2 separate regions of the Homo sapiens genome follow, and region 1 is linked to region 2. A link is a contact called in ENCODE Hi-C or POLR2A ChIA-PET data. All regions are on one chromosome and are shown on one strand. Each heading gives the region's core, a stretch centred on a gene start or an enhancer-like site at or near the end of the contact. The rest is flanking DNA. Distances are from core to core; before and after follow the strand shown. Region 1 has its middle 17 kb from the start of ZFHX3-AS3. Region 2 has its middle 61 kb from the start of ZFHX3-AS3.

Region 1 (4,518 bases), core at 1,483-3,982, 43 kb before region 2:
TGTGTTTCCTTATCCAAGAAGTTTCATTGGACAGACTAATCATCGCATCTCTGTTATGAGATTTTAAGACTACAATTTCTTTTAATCATTCAGGCCAAACTGAACCTGAATGAAAAAAGGAGTTTCCTTTTTCTTATTTAGGCATGGTTGTGACACACTACACAATTTTTCTGATGTGCTGTCTCTAGCCTCCTAATGTCAATAAATATCGATAAGGCCATACCATGTACTGGGCTCCATTCTGCAGGATGGGCGGTTCCACAGTACACTAAATATGGAATCACTGAAGGCCCGTTAGGTTTGGAGGGAGAGGATGGAGTGACAAAAAGCTTTTACTCTCAGAATAAAACTGGAAGACACCAGAGCTTCTATACTCTAGAAATGACTTATGGACCATATCAATCCCTAATAAATATTGTTTAGTTTTGGCTTTTTTCAATCCTGGTGTCTGCAGGTTAAAAGAGTTTAATTTTTTTTTTTTAGGTTAACTACAAAGCCACCAGCAGGGGGAAGTGTGCAAAGAGAAGTCTGGACCGCCTTGGAGCCCCAAAATGTCCTGGGCTCCTCTGTAAACAGGGAGGCTTCTTTTGTGCCTTGGGTAGAAAAAAATAAATAGCCCTATTGTGAGGCTGTGAGAGAAACAACCTTTAATCCTTGCAAAGCCCAATAATATTATGTATATTGACTGAAACCCCGTGGAGTGGGCCTGACGGGGTTTTTTCATTACCAGGGTACATTGTAACCTAGCTACCTTTGAAAAGTAACCAACATCGAGAGGCACTTGACATTTGCAAAGTATTATGGGTGTCCTCTCTATGTCTTCTCAAGTTCCCAAATTTACAATGGTCTTAATTTAAAAGTTAAGCCAGGGGATCAATTGCTTAGTGTAGGGCCAGGCTGCCCTTTTTAAAACAAAACAAAAAATACCAAACCCCTGTGGGCCAGTGTGACCTGACTTCCTTATTTGACTCAGATTTTGGTGGGTTGCATGTTGCCTTGTGTTGAATTTCAAAGGAAGGTGTCTGAACTCAAATCGGACGGTCATGTTCCACTTCTCCAGGTGTTGCTGAGGCATACGAAGGCTGCAGCAGCTGGTAATGAGTTGGTGAAAATGAAAAAGGAACATAAGTAGCTTCTTTAGCAAATCCCCTGGAAATGACATGGAGCCTTGAGGATCGATAACATCGACCCATCTGAGGGCTACAGCCCTGCTCCCTCTGACTCATCTGTAACAGTCACAGCCCAGGGAAAACAGCAACATTATTACGGGCAAAACTATGACCAAATCAACTGGGAAAATCAAACTTCAGCCTGCTTTCAGCTCACTCTATTTGGGCAATGGCAGTGGGTCAACATTAGAGCAAGGATCAGGCTGAAATCCTAAGGGAGAACTTAAGTGGACCACGGCCATGCTTTCGGAACATGTCTTTACGACCTTCAGGGATATTTGCACCACTATCTGTCTCCTACTGAAACCCAGACCGTTGTTCAGGAAGCTGAACTCCTGAATTAGAAAATTAGAGGAAGGGGAGACAGAGTCCTAGTTACTTTTTTGAAAGTGTTCAGATAATATTTGAGTCCTTTTTTTTTTTCTTTTTCTTTTTTGCGATGGACTCTTGCTCGGTCACCCAGGCTGGAGTGCAGTGGCGCGATCTCAGCTCACCGCAAGCTCAGCCTCCTGAGTTCAGGCCATTCTCTCGCCTCAGCCTCCTGAGTAGCTGGGACAATATTTGTGTCTTTTGTAGTCAAATGATCTATCAGTGTTTCCTATCAAAATCAGGCAGGCTGTAATCATTGCTAAGTAAATTCAGTTTGTTTACCATAGGTTCATGCTGAGACTACAAAGATGAATGAGTTGACTCTTGACTTTGGAGTTCACAGTCTTTTGAGGGAGATGGATATAATACTAGCGATATCCAGTTTGACAAGTACTGTTGCAGCAGATCACTGGTGGACTCTGGAAACCCAGAGGACGGGAACCAATTCAGTTGGGGAAGGATTTGCAGAGAAACTGATGCTTAAACTAGAGCTGGATTGCTGGGGACCTTGAATGACATGGCACAGAGTTTGGACTTGACCTGTAAGCAGCAAGAAGCCACAAATCAAGGGACTAACATAATCCCATGGCAGTTTTGGAAAGATAACTTAGGTGGCAAGTGTATCTGTCAGCGACTGCCACAATAATGCTGTGTAACAAAGCTTCCCGAAACTTAGCATCTTAAAACAGTAAGCATTTATTTTTCCCTTGTGTATCTATAGGCCTGCTTTGGTTCTTCTGTGCTTGACTGGAATCAGCTGAGCTTGACTCCACATTGCAAGATGGGTTCAAGTTAGTTGTGCTTTCTCATTCTTCTCAGATCAATCACTATCTAGATCATATCATTCTCATGTGAGATCATCTGAGTATAAAAGCATGAACAGAAATATGCAGTGTTTCTTGAGGTCTCCATGTAGACCCAGCATACACATACACACGCACACACACACACGTCCATGCACACACACACACCTCTCTCTCCCCATTAGCCAAGTCAAGTCATGTGATTGAGCAACAGACCAACACAATGAGGAAATAAGTTCCACCTTTAATGCAAAGAACCACAAAGTCACAGGCAAAATGTGTAATGAATAATTCTTATACACAGAGGACATGATCAGTTGTGAACAGTGATTCATTCAGCATCGGGGGGAGGACAAGCTAGGGGTGGAGAAAACACAGCAGTTTGTGATACGTTGAGTATGGGGCCATGTCAAACAGAAGGAAACAATCCATTGAGCAACACAGAGAACTCTTCTGAAACTGCAGGGTCCTACCAAGTTGGCCTCACTCATATATTTAGAACAGGGAGAAAACTCCAGATAGAACATTATTAAATGGCTGGTTGAAACATTTAGGAACTCCCAGTTGAATTATAGTCTTGGCAGCAGCTGCCTTTCAGACCCATCTGGTTTGAATTGGCAAAACTGCAGCTGTGCTTTTTGGTATGGGTGAGCCTTTCTTTTGAGTAATGGGCCTGCATGGAAGGGGTGGAGAAAGGATGAAGCCATTGTCATGAAAAATGGGTAGAGAGAACAACATAGCTACTACTGTTTTGCTTTGTAACATGGAAGTAGGCCTGTGGTTCTGGGCTGGAGGACAGATTCTTGCAGGATTACTGGGTCTCCTCGGCTTCTCTAGAGCTGTCATACCCAGTAGATGCTGTCACATCACATACTTTGGTTATGAATTGGTTGTTTTGCTTTTATGGGACTGGTATAATTAGTTTCACATTTTTAATTTATAGCATCAGCTAAGCTTTTTAATCCGTTATTTATGGCAAAGAACTAAGAACTAAATTGCCCCCTGCCCCCTCTACAGAAAGCATTGCAGTTCCATACTTTGTAATCAGTTGTTTGGCTAAGCCTTGTGGCCTTCTTAAAGGAAAAGTTTTCCCACAGAGGAGTTGGTGTGGTTTCTTTGGATTTCTTCACCCTGAATCCTGGAAACCCTGAACAACAGAAAAAAAAAAAAAAAAAAAAAAAAAGGCCTTCAGCATTTCAATGGAGTAATGTTTCTCCAAAGCCCTGCTTTAGAAGAAAGTGAAGCTGGCAGGGATGAGAAACTCATGCCAGAAAATTTCCATTTGAAGAAAGGCTCTTGTGTTGAGTTGTATTTTCTGTCTTGAGCTTCCCCCCATGTAGTACTCAGGTGTATCATAACTGAAACCACTAAGAGATCTCGAGCACATGGGAAGTGAACTCAGATGTCTGGGATATGTGTGAAGAGGTCAACACCATGAATCAAGGGTCATGAAGATTAGACAAGTGAAGAACGAAGCAGAGGGATAGACTCAGAGAGCATCCTGGTCTATATCTAGTTTATTTAACAGGGCTCTGATGCATCTAGTCTGGTTTGAAAGAACAGCTGGGAGATTTTGGAATCTTCCTCCTTTTTTTTGCAATGAATTGTATTGAAGGCCACACCGTAAGTCACCGAAAAAAAAAATTCACAGTCACACTGTAGGGCTGGAAATACAGGGCACCCCATAGCTCACACTTGGCTCTGTTGCTGAGATGGCATGAGGAGAACGTGGACTGCATCCAGCCTGGTAGCCCCAGTGGGAGCCTGAACTGTGTGTAAGCTACAGTTTAGGCTTTCATCCCGACTTTGACTCTTGGCCCAAGCCCATTTGAGCTGGAGTGTTGAAGGGTTAAAGATGAAGCACTGGGCTGTGCGGAGCAGTTTCTATAGGACAAAGGGGCACACTGACACTGAGCTGGGGTCCTCCCCCTTCCCCCTATCTAGGCTGAGGGGTCTCCGTGTTTACTGGATGTTAAATAAATACCGATTGAATCATATGTTTAATGAGGTGTATCAAACATGTAATAAGATACGTATCTATTAAACAGTTGTGAAATCTTGGTAAATATGTTCTTAATAATAAAGGGTGCAGATGGCTTACAGATTGGAGCGGGGAACAAAGACCAAAGCAGCTTATGGAAGGAATAGGAGAGCCATCTTCTGAAAACTGAGAGGAC
Region 2 (4,633 bases), core at 70-2,569:
ATTTTGGGAGCCCGGAAACTAACTGCAAAGTTTATTTTCAGAACAAGGCACAGAGAAGGAAGCAAAAGATAAACAGGGACCGAATGTTTTAATTATTTTACATGGTTCCACCCCAACACCATTCCCTAAATCTTAAAGGAATGAAGGTCCGAAGGGGTTTATGGGAGAGCATTTTATTCCTTCCCCTTTCTGCCATACAGGCTTGCAACTGCCCTGCGCCCCCACTTCTATAGCGTTCCCTTCATGGGAATGGCAGGGTATATCCGTGGCTATCTTGTGACTTTGGCCAAACCTGGGTGTCGGAGCCTGGTGAGTTTCCTGGGCGGTTGTGGTCGTTTCAGAACAGTAGCCACATGGGATGCTCTCCAGGGACCGCCTCTGAGTTGCATGGATACAGTTCTTCATCTGGGTTTTATAGGGAACAGGGGTCCTGACCTTGGAGTGCAAGAGAGCAGAGCATTGTTAGTAAACTGTCCGGGGAAGACTTTAAGAAAAAAGAATGAGGTGGAGGAAAGGGAAACTGGGAAGGGCCAAAGGAATCCAGATCCTTCATCACGTTCAGGCACAAGCAGACTCCCTGGGTGTGGCCTTCGGACTCGCAAAATCGACTCCAGATATCTTGGGGAGAGCGAGAAGAGAGGACAAATATGCCGGGGCGGGAGGGGCGGGGGGAAAATACCTGCTAATGCAATTAACTGCAAGTGGAAACGACAAGCCGTCGCCCACGGAAGATCTCAGAAAACACAGCTCGAAAAAGTACAAAAGTCCTTCAGTGTGAGGTAATGAGGCGCATCTAATTATATTTAAGAAAGAAACAGCAAGAACTGCTTTAAAAGCCTCCCCTCAGTCTTCCCCTCTCAAACCAGTATGGATCCAAAACCCAGAGACATCGTTGCTTCAGAGAAAGTGAGGAATTGAAGAGTGCATCACAGGAAACAAGGTTATTTTCCCAGAACTGAGAAAAACTATCACATAAGCCCTTCCCTGACTGTTCTCTTTTCCCCTCCCAAAAAAAAAAAAAAAAAACAAAAAAAAAAACAAAAAAACAGTCCCATCAGGAAACAGCAGGGGGAGAAAGAAAGAAAGAAAAAAAAAAAAAAAAACCACAGGCAGCCCCACCATGAGAAATCAAGGCAGTCGAAATGACATTTGACACCGCCAGGCCACAGCTGAAGAACAAGGGAAAAGTTTTAGGGCGACTGTCAATGACCCATGGTCCTTCACTCCTAACCTTGCTCCTAGCATATGTTTCTCATTTCCTTGCTTATAGCTGGTCCAAGCTAATGATATGTGTTTTGGCCGGGATCCCGTGCTTGGCATACAGCCGGTCTTGTTCTCATTGTCCGGGCTACTTACAGAAACCTCTTTCTCTGTCTCTTTCTCTCTCTCAAAAAACCGGCTTTAAAGAACAGTAAATATGCAAAACAGCCCCCACGCTCTATAGAGCTACCATCTTGAACACGGCCTACGCCATCCTCACACACCCCATCAATAAAGGCCTGAAGAGACTGCCCACAGGAGAGGGGTAAGTTCAACACAAAAGCAGTGGAAATTCAAACAAATTGGCCCATTAGAGTCTCACACGGCTATAAATACAGCTCGGCTGGGGCTATTTTGAGGGACGGTGGCATGGGAAAGTTCGGCCTGGAATCTTGAGTCTGTCAAAGGAGACGGATCTCTCCCAAGACATGGGAAGAACACGAAGCGCCTGGCGGGCAGGAGGAAGGAGGGCGTCGGAGCTGGTCAGTTTCAGGGCCAGATTACACGTGGATGGCAGAGACAAGGCCGGGCCTCGCCCCTGCACCCCGGGGCTGCCGGACTTGCTGTTGGAGGCTTGGGCTCGGGTGTCACTCAGAGTGTCCATAACCTCTCAAAAGGCCGAACATGCTCTTTTCCTCCTCAGGGATCAATGGACCATTTCACTCTTCCTGAAGGACCCGGCAGGCGGGTGGAGGAGGGGTGGGAAATGGAGTGGCTGGCGAGTCTGGGCAGGACCCGGTCTGCAGTCAGCATCTCTGGCGGACCCAAAAGGGAATTTTTTCCCATTTTTTTATTGATACATAATCATTGTGCATATTGATGGGGTAGGTGTGATATTTTGATATAATGTGTAATGATCAAATTAGGGTATTTAGGGTAGCCATCATCTCAAGCATTTAGTATTTCTTTGTGTTGGGAACAGTTGAGGAGGGCATTTTTGCCCATTCAACCCCAAAGGTTGACACCGGGTACGTGTATGTTACAAAATCAGGGGCACAGTAGCATGGATTTGAGGAAATGGGTCCCATAAACAAGAGTTAGTAAAATATGTAGGCAGAGAATATATATGCAGATGTCGAGAACTGCTTAACATTCCCCCTCAGGGTGTGTCAACAGATGGCAATTAACTGCTAACAGTTAGGAATCAGTAAACACAGAATACACAGACGCTTATGCATCGTGTACCTGCCTGCGCTGCAGGAACACAGATTCCCCTTTGCGGCTGTGAAATTGCAAGGAACGTCTGGGTTCACTCTGCCCGCCCCCCACCCCGCCCCCCCCGCCATTTTCTGTTCAGAAGGCACACCCAGGACAACTGTGGATTTACACATTCACTGTAGACCAAGCACTATCCAAGGCACAAGAGTCACACAGACAGAGCTCCTTCTGCCTGAGGCTTTCAGCCCAGTGGATGCATTTGATCGGTGCCTGACCCTACAGTTTCCTTGAAGATACCTCGGCATTTCCCCGGAACAGCCCAGTTTGTATCTATTATCCCAGAGTAATTATTAATAGCACTTCTTTTCACTCTCAAAAGCGTCCCAGTTTGGATGATAAATTATATGGCTACTCTATCTAGAATCCCTTTTTAAAAAGGGCTTTTTTGGGGGGATGAAATCTAATACACAGAGAAAAAAAGTGCAAAAATACAGCATCCTCTATTTGAGAGGCTCTTTGGAACTTGCTGAAGTCAAGAGAGGGTTCCCAAATGATGGAGAAAATGGCTTTAGCAGATTAAATTTTAATTAGTTCATAACAGGTTCCACCGCATTCTGGACTTGAATCCCTGCCGCACGCTGTCGCCGGTTCTGTAGTCCCAGACATTGTCGGCTCTGGATTTTCCACGGTGCGTCGGAAAACTCAAACTGACTGCCCTCTTCCACAAGCCTGGGGACAGCTGGGGCACATGAGGGCACTTGTCCCCATACAGCCTGGAGGGGAAGAGCCAATTCAGGTTTCCATGACAACACCCTTTCCTGAAAATCTCTGACTGACACTTCCTGGGGAGACAGGAAGTACAGACAGGAAGATCCCGAGGTCATTCTTTTCCTTTGTCCAGCTTTTCCCACCTCCCAGACTCTCTGATGATTTGACCTTTCCTAGCTCAGCATATCTTCTGCCAGCCCCATCAGCAAAGCTGTCCTGGGGGCAAAAAGCAAGCAACTGTTTCTGTCCGCTTCTTCCCAGCTGGCCAGTGAACACCCAAACTATTTCAACAATAACCTGCATCAGAGTAACTAGTGAGGGCTGGGCACGGTGGCTCACTCCTGTAATCCCAGCACTTTGAGAGGCCGAGGCAGGCGGATCACCTGAGGTCAGGAGTTCGAGACCAGCCTAGCCTACATGTTGAAACCCTGTCTCTACCAAAATAAACAAATTAGCTGGGTCTGGTGACATGTGACTGTAGTCCCAGCTACTCAGGAGGCTGAGGCATGAGAATCGTTTGAACCCGGGAGGTGGAGGTTGCAGTGAGCCGAGATCGTGGCACTGCACTCCAACGTGGGTGACAAAGTGGAGCTATGTCTCAAAAAAAAAAAAAAAAAAAAAAAAACTAGTGAAAGGAAGATGCTTCAAAAAGTTACACAGCTGATTCCAAAGTAAATGAACAATTTATGGACTGTCTGCACTTTCGCAGTTAGCATCAGGACATTAATAATCATCCCACAAGTGTTACTGAGTGCCTACCATGTGCCAGGTGCTGTGCTGGAGATTGGGTATTGAGTATTGAACAGAATGGATATGGCCCCTGCCTCCATGGAGCTTACAGTGTCCTAAGGGAGACAGACATTCAATGGATAATCACACAATAAATATGCAACTACCAATTGTAATAAATGCAGCAAAGGAAGAGTACAGAGTAGGAGAGAACCTACAACAGGGGTACCTAATTTACAATTGGGTGGGTCAGAGAAAGCCCCCCTCAAGAAAAAACAGCTTTGATCTAAGACCTGAAGGATTACTAGAGGTAGGCAAAGAATGTCTGTCATCCATTAATATCAAGAATCCATGCGTCTCCACCATACTGGGCATAACCTTGATACTTTACTGAAATATTTCACTTCTATGCCAAAAGAAGATTTCCCTCACTAGTTACTTTTTTTTTTTTTTCCTTTTTTGAGACATCGTCTCACTCTGTCGCCCAGGCTGGAGTGCAGTGGCACAATCTTGGCTCACTGCAACCTCTGCCTCGCTGCAACCTCTGCCTCCCAGGTTCAAGTGATTCTCCTGACTCAGCCTCCTGAGTAGCTGGGATTACAGGCACACGCCACCACACCCAGCTAATTTTTTTGGATTTTAGTAGAGACGGGGTTTCACCATGTTGCCCAGATACTGCCCAGAAGTGAAAGTCATACCGTGAGGTCATACCATGAGA

What was found. Hi-C counts contacts between places; a loop is a spot of excess contacts on that map. ChIA-PET counts read pairs that join two places held with the same protein, here RNA polymerase II (POLR2A). Pooled maps may share reads with other maps.
Region 1: a pooled map shows a loop between it and region 2 (2.3-fold over the local background). The contact joins two enhancer-like sites. A Hi-C loop is called at or near these places in 1 of 37 single-sample maps with no recorded cell type and 1 of 50 pooled maps. POLR2A ChIA-PET finds 5 or more read pairs at or near these places in 4 of 52 experiments (AG04449, AG04450, BJ and 1 more).

The regions. Positions count from the first base shown.
Region 1 is chr16:73,213,850-73,218,367 of GRCh38, reverse strand. It overlaps a transcript of ZFHX3 not described here. Among named protein-coding and RNA genes, the nearest start is that of ZFHX3-AS3, 17 kb to the left of the region's middle. Within about 2 kb of position 2,732, at least 5 of the 41 ENCODE cell types and tissues checked have a DNase peak (open chromatin) inside an H3K27ac peak, as active enhancers do.
Region 2 is chr16:73,169,402-73,174,034 of GRCh38, reverse strand. It overlaps a transcript of ZFHX3 not described here. Among named protein-coding and RNA genes, the nearest start is that of ZFHX3-AS3, 61 kb to the left of the region's middle. RefSeq lists enhancers at 1,718-2,567, 2,638-3,137, 3,138-3,639. Within about 2 kb of position 1,319, at least 23 of the 41 ENCODE cell types and tissues checked have a DNase peak (open chromatin) inside an H3K27ac peak, as active enhancers do.